Regions from separate parts of the Homo sapiens genome. Here region 2 is linked to region 1. The links are chromatin contacts, found by Hi-C or POLR2A ChIA-PET in ENCODE. All regions are on one chromosome and are shown on one strand. Each heading gives the region's core, a stretch centred on a gene start or an enhancer-like site at or near the end of the contact. The rest is flanking DNA. Distances are from core to core; before and after follow the strand shown. Region 1 has its middle 10 kb from the start of MIR3155B. Region 2 has its middle 31 kb from the start of LINC02656.

Region 1 (5,722 bases), core at 237-2,736:
GCTGCAGGGACCTCTGCCCAAGAAAGCCTGGGTATTGTCCAAGGTTTCCCCCCACTGAGACAGCCTGAGATATGGCCTCCTGGGAAGGGAAAGACCTGACCGTGCCCCAGCCAGACACCCGTAAAGGGTCTGTACTGAGAAGTAGTGAAAGAGAGGGGGCCTCTTTGCAGTTGAGATAAGAGGAAGCCTTCTGTCTCCTGCTCATCCCTGGGAATGGAATGTCTCGGTGTAAAGCAGACCAATCCCATTCGTTCTATTCTGAGATAGGAGAAAACCGCCCTGTGGCTGTAGGCGATATGCTGGCAGCAATACTGCTCTGTTACTCTTTGCTACACTGAGATGTCTGAGTAAAGGGAAACATAAACTTAGCCTATGTGCACATCAGGGCACAGTACCTTTCCTTGAACTTATTCATGATACAGATTCCTTTGCTCACATGTTTCCCTGCTGACCTTCTCCCCACCTGTTGCCCTGCTACACTCCCCTCGCCAAGATAGTAAAAATAATGATCAATACTGAGGGAACTCAGAGACGGCCACCAGTGCGGGTCCTTCGTATGCTGAGTGCCAGTCCCCTGGGCCCACTGTTCTTTATACTTTGTGTCTTATTTCTTTTCTCAGTATCTCCTCCCACCTGACGAGAAACACCCACAGGTGTGGAGGGGCTGGCCCCCTTCAGAAGTCTTTCAAATACTTCCAGACAGGGGTCAAGTGTGCCCAGTCCTGCCATGTCTGGGTTAAACATCCCCAATTCTTCAACCATGCCTCCTGTGACTTATTTCCTGACCCTTCACCCGCTCACTCACTCTCCCCAAATTCACCGCAGGCCCTGTTCATGAAGATTCGGATGGAGCCACAGACCCAACGCATACGAGGTCCTCAGGGAGTCTGTGTCCCACACTGGGGGCTAGGAGCGGTCCCCGGGTGCTCACTGGCGGCGCCTCCACCGCGGACCTGCCCCAGCCCCGCATCCACGCGCGGGGTGGGGTGGGCCGCCCACTTCTCCCGCGCCCTCAACCCACAGGGAAACGGGCTGCGCGCCCGGGCCGCCCCGCAGAGTCCAGATGCCTAAATCCCTCCTAGTCTGTTTCCTCATCTGCGGCCTGCACGCCCGCCGCAGCCACACCCAACGCCGGGACGCGCAAAAACACCTGCCGGGCCTATTTCCTCTCGGGTATTATTTACAGCCGCTCCCAGGCCTTCTCGGAAAACATCCTTTGCCGGAAACACAACCCCAGGTCCCCAGAGCGTAGGGGGCCCAGCGCCGGATCCACGCGGAGCTCACGAGCCGGACAGTCGCCGCAGAGCAGGCTGGGGCCGCGCGGCGCACGCCGGGAGGGCGCGCGACAGCACGTGAACGCGGCGTGCCGCACGGCCCGGGAAGGGCGGGGTGCGCGCTGACCGGCTCGTGCGCCGCAGGCAGCAGCCAATCCGCGCGGACCACCCCCAGGCCCCGCCCCCGCCGGTCCCGCCACGCCCCCGTCGGGCCCGCAGCTGCTCCCGGGGCCCGGGACCCAGCTGGCTTAGGCGCCCGAGGTGCACCTGGGAGGAAGCAGGCGCGGGGTGCAATGGAGGGTGGAGGCGCGCACCGTGCCCAGAGCGGGGCTCCCGGGAGCTGATGTCCCGTCTGGCCCCCCTACCTCCCAGCTGGGTCCCCACCTACCCGCCCTGTCTTACCGCCCTCAGCACAGGGACCTGCCTCTGTCCCCACGACGCCAGGCTCCAGGTGTATCTAGGACTAAAGAGTTGACATCCAGTCTATATAGGGTTGTGGGGGGTTACCTTAAAAGTTCCTTTTTGTTATTAAAAAAAGTAATATACACTTGTGCAGTGATTGAGAACAATAGAGGGAGGGAACATAAAATATTCGTGATGGAGTTCCCTTCCAGACTTCCCGTCTCTGGAGATATTTTCTTAAGCCCCAGGAGGCTTGGTCTTGGCCCCCACCTCTGCATTGAATGTCTGATCTCCCTCAACTCGGTGTCATCACACATGGGATAGGGGTCAGAGGTTATCACGAGGAATTTTATGTTGCTAATGAGTACAGCCAGTAGCAAAGGAGATTCAAGATGAAGACAACATTCCTGGGGAAAACACAGAAAGCAAATGAAAGATACAATTATGGGACGGGGGAAGGAGAGGAAGAACTCTGTGCTGCTGGACTGGAATAACTGATCCGTTTGAATTTACAATTTTAAAATGTTTCCCAGCTCCATCCATGAAAAACGCCCTGGAAACACGGACACTCCGGTAGCAAGAAGAGGCACACAAAAGCCCAGATCCAGCCTTCTAAGGACCATCCTCCACTGAAAGTACCCAGGGATCCTTGGAGGAGTGGCTGCTCCCAAGGCCGAGACTGGGAAGGACACAAGGAGCCTGGAACAGGAGTTAAGACAGAGCTCAAAAGCTGAAGGGGGCGTGTCAAGGACACAGCAGCCAGCCTGAAAGGGTTCTCACCCAAACTGGGAGTGGCTTGAGCATCAATTGAGTATGTCAGGAATGGATTCTAACACATGCAGTCATAATTTTAAAAATCCCGGAGTCCACATTGGTACTATTACTACTATTAATAATGATGATGAAATTAAAGCTAGTAAAAGGGAGGATGGGCAGGAAAGAGCTTCTTTACAAAAGAATGCCAACTAATAAATGTGGAAAGAATGACAAAAATGGTAAATAGCCATTTTACGGACACTCTGATAAGTGTTTCACTCAAGAATCATCAATAGATGCTAAAGCTATGAAATAAAAGATTATTCCTTGTATATACACACCCCAAAGAATTGAAAGCAAGGTTTCAAAGAGATGTTTGTAGACCCATGTTCGCAGCAGCATTATTGACAACAGCCAGAAGGTAGAGTAATCCATGTGTCCAACAACAGATGAATGGATACACAAAATGTGACTAAACACACAGAACATTACTCCGCCTCCAAAAAGATGGAAATTCTGACCCATGCTACAACGTGGATGAGCCGTGAGCACTTGATGCTAAGTGAAATAGGCCAGGCACAAACAGACAAATGTTGTAAGATTCCACTCACATGAGTTCCCTAGAATAGTCAGATTCAGAGACAGAAAGAATGGTGGCTGCCAGGAGCTGGGGATTGTGAAGAATGAGAGTTATTGTTTAATGGGTGCAGAGTTTCAGTCTTGCAGGATGAAAAAGTTCTAGAGATGGTTGGTGGTGATGGTTGTACAACACTGAATATATTTAACACCACTGAGCTGTATACTTAAAAATGTTGAAGATGGTAAATTATAAGTGTATTTACCACAATTAAAAATGTTTACATTAGAAATTAAAGGCCACCCTGGGCAACATAGTGAAACCCTGTTTCTACAAAATTAAAAATTAAAAAATTAGCCAGGCATGGTGGCACCCTCCTGTAATCCCACCCACTCGGGAGGCTGAGGTGGGAGGATCGCTTGAGCCCAGGAATTCTAGACAACAGCAAGTCCTGATGGCACCACTGCACTCCAGCCTGGGTGACAAAGTGAGATTCTCTCTCTCTCTCTCTCTCTATATATATATATGTGTGTGTGTGTATATATATGTGTGTGTGTATATATATATGTGTGTGTGTATATATATACATATGTGTGTATATATATACATATGTGTGTATATATCTATGACTCAAGGACATGACAAAATGAAATAAAATAATTTTTTAAATTTTTTATAAAGATTATTGGGAACAGGATATTTTATTCACACTTTGTGAGTGACTGCAAAGGATCCCTCCACAGATAACTTTTTAGTTACAAATGGGAAAAGTTACCTTTACAAATGATCCAAACAAATGGGATCCTCATATTGCTGGTAAAGAGTCACCCTATCACTGCTCCAGGCAGGGGGAACTTGCAGAGGCCCTGAGTCGTAAGTCTTGAGTGTTTGAGCAACAGAAAGAAGAGGCCAAATGAGGTCAGGCGCCGTGGCTCACACCTGTAATTCCAGCACTTTGGGAGGACAAGGCAGGTGAACCATCTGAGGTCAGGAGTTCAAGACCAGCCTGCCCAACATGGTGAAACCCCGTCTCTACTAAAAATACAAAAAGTAGCTGGGCATGGTGGCAGGCACCTGTAGTCCCAGCTACTCGGGAGTCTGAGGCAGGAGAATTGCTTGAACCCGAGAAGCGGAGGTTGCAGTGAGCCAAGATCACACCATTCCACTCCAGCCTGGGCTTCAAGAGTGAAACTCTATCTCAAAAAAATAAAAAAATAAATTAAAAAAATTTAAAAAAAGGCCAAATGCATCAAGGTTGGGAGATGACTGGAGAAGTGACCTGTCATTTCTCTTTTAACTTCTCATTTTGACGTAATTTCAAATTTAGAAAATTTTTAAGTAGTACAAAGAATCTCCATATATCTTCACTAGTTATTAACATTTTACCATATTTACCATATTTGCTTCATCCTCTTTTTTTTTTTTTTTTTTTTTGAGACAGAGTCTTGCTCTTGTCGCCCAGGCTGGAATGCAATGGCGAGATCTCAGCTCACTGCAGCCTCCACCTCCCGGGTTCAAGCAATTCTCCTGCCTCAGCCTCCTGAGTAGCTGGGATTACAGGTGCGTGCCACCATGCCCAGCTAATTTTTTTGTATTTTTAGTATACAGTGTTTCACTGTGTTTGCCAGGCTGGTCTCGAACTCCTGACTTCAGGTCATCTGCCTGCCTCAGCCTCCCAAAGTGCTGGGATTACAGGCGTGAGCCACCGCACCCAGGAAACTGCTGATCTTGTAACAGGTCAAAAGGGAACTCTTCATTCTTTCTTGCTTTCTGGACCTCAGGTAGAGAGGGTGGGAGCAATCACAGTCCTCGCCTCATCTCAGGCTCTCATCACTGATCCCTGAATGGCCCTCTTTTGTATTTGTTTGTTTAATATAACAGACAACTATGACCCCATCAGCCAATTGACATCTCAATTATTGACATTAAGTGACATGTATTTGTATATTCCCCCATCCTCTGCTTCTGCCTCCCTTCAAATGGAAGTAACCATTATCCTGAATCTTGTAAAAATACATAGTTTTATTATGTATATATTCCTAAAAAGCATTGTTTAGTTTTAGTTGTTTTAATTTTATTTTAAAAAGTATCGTAGGCCGGGCATGGTAGCTCATGCCTGTAATCTCAGCACTTTGAGAGGCTCAGGCGGGAGGATTGCTTGAGTCTAGGAGTTCAAGACCAGCCTGGGCAAGATGGCAAGACCTCGTCTCTATTAAAAAAAAAAACAATAGCCAGGCATGGTGGCACACACCTAAAGTCATAGCAACTGGGGAGGCTGAGGTGGGGGGATTGCTTGAGCCTGGCAGGTCAAAGCTGCAGTGAGTCACTGCACTCCAGCCTAGGTGACAATCCGAGACCCTGTTTCAATAAGTAAATAAATAAAAAGTACCTTACCATATGTAATGATTTTGATGTTTTTGGTTTTTGGTTTTTTGGTGTTTTGTTTTTTTTTTTTTTCCTCAGACGGAGTTTCACTCTTGTTGCCCAGGCTGGAGTGCAATGGTGTAATCTCGGCTCACCGCAACCTCCTCCTCCCGGGTTCAAGCGATTCTCCTGTCTCAGCCTCCCGGGTAACTGGGATTACAGGCATGCACCACCACACCCAGCTAATTTTTTTGTATTTTTAGTAGAGACGGGTTTCTTGACAGCTGGTCTCAAACTCCCCATCTCAGGTGATCCCCCCGCCTCAGCCTCCCAAAGTGCTGGGATTACA
Region 2 (5,783 bases), core at 854-3,353, 220 kb before region 1:
GTGACGTGGGGCGTACAGATGTCAACTGTGGCAAAAAAAAAAAAAAAAAAAAAAAAGGAGAGACGGAAAAAGCCTAGGAACAGTCCACAAAGCCTTAATGCTGCTGAGCCGCTGGCTGTTATTCTTCCGACATCACAGCATACAAGTGCTGCAGTCCCCCATCATTTCCCACAGGCCTCAAAACCTTCTGGGGAGCTGCAAAACACAGATGCCTGGACCTTCCACACAGAAATCTCTTCGTGGAGAAGGCAGCCAGATTCTAGTGTGATCTGAGGGACTCCACATCCAAAGGCTCCACAGGTCCCAAACATCTTCCTAGGCCAGAGTCATCATTCCTGATATGCCAGCCACTTTTGTCACTGCACAAGTAGCCATGCTCTCTTTTGAGTTAAGACATTATGTTTTGTTTTTGTTTTGTTTTGTTTTTGAGGCAGGGTCTCACTCTGTCACCCAGGCTGGAGTGCAGTGGTGCAAACACAGCTCAAGGTAGCCTCAACCCCCTTAAGCCTCCCACCTCAGCCTCCCAAGTAGCTGGGACCACAGGCAGGCACCACCACACCTGACTAATTTTTACATTTTTTGTAGAGACAACGGCTTGCTATGTTACCTAGGCTAGTCTTAAACTCCTGGACTCAAGCAACCCTCCCCCATCAGCCTCCCAAGGTGCCAGGATTACAGGCATGAGCCACCGTGGTCAGCCTATTATGTTATTTTTTCAAAGGTGCTCTATTCAGTTAGCTAACACCACAGCAAGGATCCATCTAACTGTTTAGTTAAGGACAACCCAGAGCAGGGCCTGAGGCCACAGGACAGAGAAGTCAAGTTTTGATGGGGAAAGCCATTTGGGCCATCTTCCCGATAGGGCTGTCTGTGGTGCCATAGATACGGCAGGATGGCATCGGGCATCTGGAAAGGAGTGGGGAGGCCCTGGAAGCTGGCCTCGAGGGACACAAGAACAAACTTTGTGAACTTTCCCAAATGTGCCCAGGCAATCTCAGTCCCATGGTTACATTTTGACTCCCACAACGAATGCGAAGCCTTGGAGAATGAATGGGTTTTGTTTGGATTTTCTGAGAAGCATCTTAATTCAAGACCTTTTGCCTGAGTGAGTCAGAGGCAGGAAAGCCTCCAGTCCCACACCAGCTGGTACTTTTCCATTGCCTCCTCCTGGATTATATAACACAGCACATTTTTAGAAACTTGGTTCTAGTTGTAGACTTCTGAGCTAAAATTTCAGCTTCCCAGTCCTCACACTGTCACTTTTTCAAGAGAGGAGATATTCGTGGTTTTGAGCAATGGAGAGACGCTGGAGAATAATATACTCATTATATGGAAAAGGAATACAGAGTTCCATGCAGTCATCTCAAAATATTTCCCTCCCACACCTGTGTTTATATAGGGACATGATAAGAGACCCCGAAACTGACTGTTTCATCTTGTTGCACCTGGGAGAGTGCCTCTGCTGGGATACTTTGAGTGTACAGTCACATGTGGAGGTAGTGTATTAGCTAAATTCATACTAACATGTAATCGATTGATATAGCATCCAGAGAAGCATTCTGTGGCAAGGAAGTTTCATGGGGCCATCTTGAGAAAACTGAGCCCCTGAAATAAGCAGAGGCTGGAGCAAGAGGAGGGAAATGTGTCGACAGAGATGGAGGGAAGAGCTTGTGGTAAAAAGGAAACTGAGGTGTAGACCATTTCCACAACAGTCAAGTCCATGTTGCAAGATGACCGATTACAAGGACCAGATTCCAGGTCTCTCACTTCTCACCTCCCTTCTTAAAATACCCAGCCTCACCTTCCGTAAACCGTTTGTCCAAAACAGCTCCTTGTCCCAAGGACCAAGTTTGACCAAATCCTCTCCTATTTAAGTAGAAGCAGAAAAGCACCAGCCCGATGCCAACCTGTCTTCTTCAGCAGCATTTCGGGCAAATCCATTTGCACAGTGAGTGGCGTTTCTTGTTTTGATGTCTACTTAGCCCCCAAAGACACGAAAGCTTAGTCACAGCCCAAAACATGGGACCAAAGCCAAACAGGAATCGAAAGAATCAAAGACAAAGCAAAAGCATGCCAGCTGCAGCTGTTAAGTCTTCTCCGCCAGCCCCATGTCTGGTTTCCTTCCCTTTCATGCCCACAAACACTGACATTTGTGTACATGCCATTCCCGAGGGCCTTCAGATTTAAAACACACACACACCCATCATTTTCAGCTGCACTTCAGAGAAGTGTCTCATAAACTATGCAGAGAGCTACAGCTTAATTCTGGCTTAATATGTTTCTAGACACCTGATTTTTTTGCTGCAATGGCCATTGTATTGCCTTGTATAGCCTTTCTCCAGGTGAATGGGACATCCCTGTCCCACAATTTCTGTTGGAGTTGCATTTTAGATGAATGTCGACAGTAGACCCAGAGAAGTAAACTAGTGGAGGAGTGGAAAGGTCTTGATATAGAAGTCCTCAGATCCCTGCCCCTGTTTCCACAATGAAGGCAGCTATGTATTTAACACTTGTCCAGCATCTACTTGGGTAACATGGCTTTCCTTGGGGTGCCCTCTCTGCTTTATGGTTTACAGGACAATCACAGTTATCCACCTCCAAAGAATTGTCCATCAAGTCAGTCCATGGAGAGACATGGTGATATGGTTTGGCTGTGTCCCCACCCAAATCTCATCTTGAATTCCCACGTGTTGTGGGAGGGACCTGGTGGGAGGTAACTGAGTTATGGGGGCGGGTCTTTCCCGTGCTGTTCTTGTGATGGTGAATTAGTCTCATGAGATCTGATGGTTTTATAAAGAGGCATGTTCCTGCACAATCTCTCTCTGTTTGCCTGCCACCATCCATGTAAGATGTGACTTGCTCCTCCTTGCCTTCTGCCACGATTGTGAGGCCTCTCCAGCCATGTGGAACTATAAGTCCATTAAACCTCTTTTTTTTCCCCAGTCTCAGATATGGCTTTATCAGTAGCATGAAAACAGACTAATGCAGTAAATTGGTACCAGTAGAGTGGGGCACTGCTGAAAAGATACACAAAAATGTGGAACTGGGTAACAGGCAGAGGTTGGAACAGTTTGGAGGACTCAGAGGAAGACAGAAAAATGTGGGACAGTTTGGAACTTCCTAGAGACTTGCTGAATGGCTTTTACCAAAATGCTGATAATGATATGGACAGTGAAATCCAGGCTGAGGTGGTCTCAGATGGAGATGAGGAACTTGTTGGGAATTGGAACAAAGGTAACTCTTGTTACGTTTTAGCAAAGAGACTGACAGCATTTTGCCCCAGCCCTAGAGATTTGTGGAACTTTGAACTTGAGAGAGATGATTTAGGGTATCTGGTGGAAGATTTCTATTTCTAGGCAGCAAAGCATTCAAGAGGTGACTTGGATGCTGTTAAAGGCATTCAATTTTAAAAGGGAAACAGATCATTAAAGTTTGTAAAATTTTCAGGCTGACAATGTGATAGAAACAAAAATCCCATTCTCTGAGGAGAAATTAAAGCTGGCTGCAGAAATTTGCATTAGTAATGAAGATCTGAATGTTAATCACCAGGACAATGGGGAAAATGTCTCCAGGGCATGTCAGAGACCTTTGCGGCAGCCCCTCCCATCACAGGCCTGGAGGTTTAGGAGGAAAAAATGGTTTCGTGGGCTAGGCCCAGGGTCTCTCTGCTGTGCGCAGTCTAGGAACTTGGTGCCCTGAGTCCCAGCCACTCCACCCATAACTAAAAGGGGCCAAGGTACAGCTCAGGCTGTTGTTTCAGAGGGTGGAAGCCCCAAGCCTTGGCAGCTTCCACGTGGTGTTGAGCCTGCAGGTGCACAGAAGTCAAGAATTAAGTCGACTCTACCTAGATTTCAGAGGATGTATGGAAATGCCTGGATGCCCAAGCAGAAGTTTGCTGCAGGGGTGGGGCCCTCATTGAAAACCTCTGCTAGGGCAGTGCAGAAGGGAAATGTGGGGTCAGAGTCTCCACACAGAGTCCCTACTGGGGCACTGCCTAGTGGAGCTGTGAGAAGGCCACTGTCCTCCAGACCCCAGAATGGTAGATCCACCAACAGCTTGCACCATGTGCCTTGAAAAGCCACAGACACTCAACACCAGCACATGAAAGCAGCCAGGAGGGAGGCTGTACTCTGCAAAGCTATGGAGATGGAGCTGCCTAAGACCATGGAAGCCCACCTTTTGCATCAACATGACCTGGATGTGAGACATGGAGTCAAAGGAGATCATTTTAGAGTTTTAAGAATTGACTACCCCGCTGGGTTTCAGACTTGCATGGGGCCTGTAGCCCCTTTGTTTAGGCCAATTTCTCCCATTTTGAATGGCTGTATTTACCCAATGCCTGTACCTCCTTTGTATCTAGGAAGTTACTAACTTGCTTTTGATTTTACAGGCTCATATGCAGAAGGACTTGCCTTGTCTCAGATGAAATTTTCAACTGTGGACTTTTGAGTTAATGCTGACATGAGTTAAGGCTTTGGGGGACTGCTGGGAAGGCAAGATTGGTTTTGAAATGTGAGGACATGAAATTTGCAGGGGGCCAGTGGCAGAATGATATGGTTTGGCTGTGTCCCCACCCAAATCTCATCTTGAATTCTCACATGTTGTGAGAGGGGCCTGGTGGGAGATAATTGAGTCACAGGGGCAGATCTTTCTTGTGCTGTTCTCATGATAGTGAATAAGTCTCATGAGATCTGATAGTTTTATAAAGAGGAGTTTCCCTGCACAAGCTCTCTCTCTTTGCCTGCTGCCATCCTTGTAAGATGTGACTTGCTCCTCCTTGCCTTCTGCCATGATTGTGAGGACTCCCCAGCCATGTGGAACTATAAGTCCATTGAACCTTTTTCTTCCCAGTCACAGGTACGTCTTTATAAGCAGCATGAAAATGGACTAATACACATGGTAACCACCCACTCATTCAAATAATAAATACCTGGGGAAGAAATATACATTGAGTGTTTGCTGTATGCCAGACTGGAACATGCACTAGTCAACAAAGATGAATAAGACAGGCCCACTGTCTCTCTCTCCTAAATACTTGTAGTCTATGTGAACAATGAACCACAGTGAGGCCAGGTCTATAAAGTCCAGTGATGTGCTAGAGCCAGCTTGTACCAACTCTTTTTTTTCCCCAGGATGGAATGCAGTTGTGCAATCATGGCTTACTCTCAGGCTCAAGTGATTCTCCCACCTCAGCCTCCCAAGTAGCTGGAAATACAGGTGTGTAGCACCATGCCTGGCCTGAATCAACTCTTGAGAACTGACATTACATATCTCTTCCCAGCTGCAAGTTCAGAAATCTCAAGTTGGTAGCTTGAAAGCAGCCATGGTGGGAGTATTTATACTACAGAAATTGGCAAACACCACAAATCAGGATTTTGGTGGTGTTGGTTTGGGTTGGGTTTTGTTGGCTTTTTCTTCATTTCTTTTTTGAGATGGTGGTTTTTTACCAGCACACATCTGTCTGTAACATTAGAGTGATTGAATTGCTGTAGCAGAGAGCACATTTTTCTGCTTTTAGGTGGTGGGATAAGGCTTTACATAAGAGATGGCATCTTGGTGGCACATTTCAAGTTGAGTAGCCTTCTACCAGGCAGCAAAAGAGGAACAAAAAAAAACCCAGAAAGAATAACATAAGTAAAGCCATAGAAGTTTCAAATTAAAAAAATAAAATAAAAAAAAATTTAAAAAAACCTCTATGGATTCAGAGGAGGAAAGCACTACAGTTGCTGAGCTGCCTGGGGAAGCCCAATTGGTATCTAAAGACTAGCAAGGTGATATGGTTT

The links. A loop is a pair of places that touch in the nucleus more often than their neighbours do. ChIA-PET counts read pairs that join two places held with the same protein, here RNA polymerase II (POLR2A). Pooled maps may share reads with other maps.
Region 2: a loop to region 1 is called in a pooled map, with 4 times the contacts of the local background. The contact joins two enhancer-like sites. A Hi-C loop is called at or near these places in 1 of 168 maps with a recorded cell type or tissue (MCF 10A) and 5 of 50 pooled maps. POLR2A ChIA-PET finds 5 or more read pairs at or near these places in 3 of 52 experiments (AG04450, activated CD4-positive, alpha-beta T cell and activated naive CD4-positive, alpha-beta T cell).

The regions. Positions count from the first base shown.
Region 1 is chr10:6,159,440-6,165,161 of GRCh38, reverse strand. It overlaps a transcript of PFKFB3 not described here. Among named protein-coding and RNA genes, the nearest start is that of MIR3155B, 10 kb to the right of the region's middle. RefSeq lists an enhancer at 740-849 and a silencer at 1,260-1,739. Within about 2 kb of position 1,486, at least 30 of the 41 ENCODE cell types and tissues checked have a DNase peak (open chromatin) inside an H3K27ac peak, as active enhancers do.
Region 2 is chr10:6,378,551-6,384,333 of GRCh38, reverse strand. No RefSeq gene overlaps it. Among named protein-coding and RNA genes, the nearest start is that of LINC02656, 31 kb to the right of the region's middle. Within about 2 kb of position 2,103, at least 7 of the 41 ENCODE cell types and tissues checked have a DNase peak (open chromatin) inside an H3K27ac peak, as active enhancers do.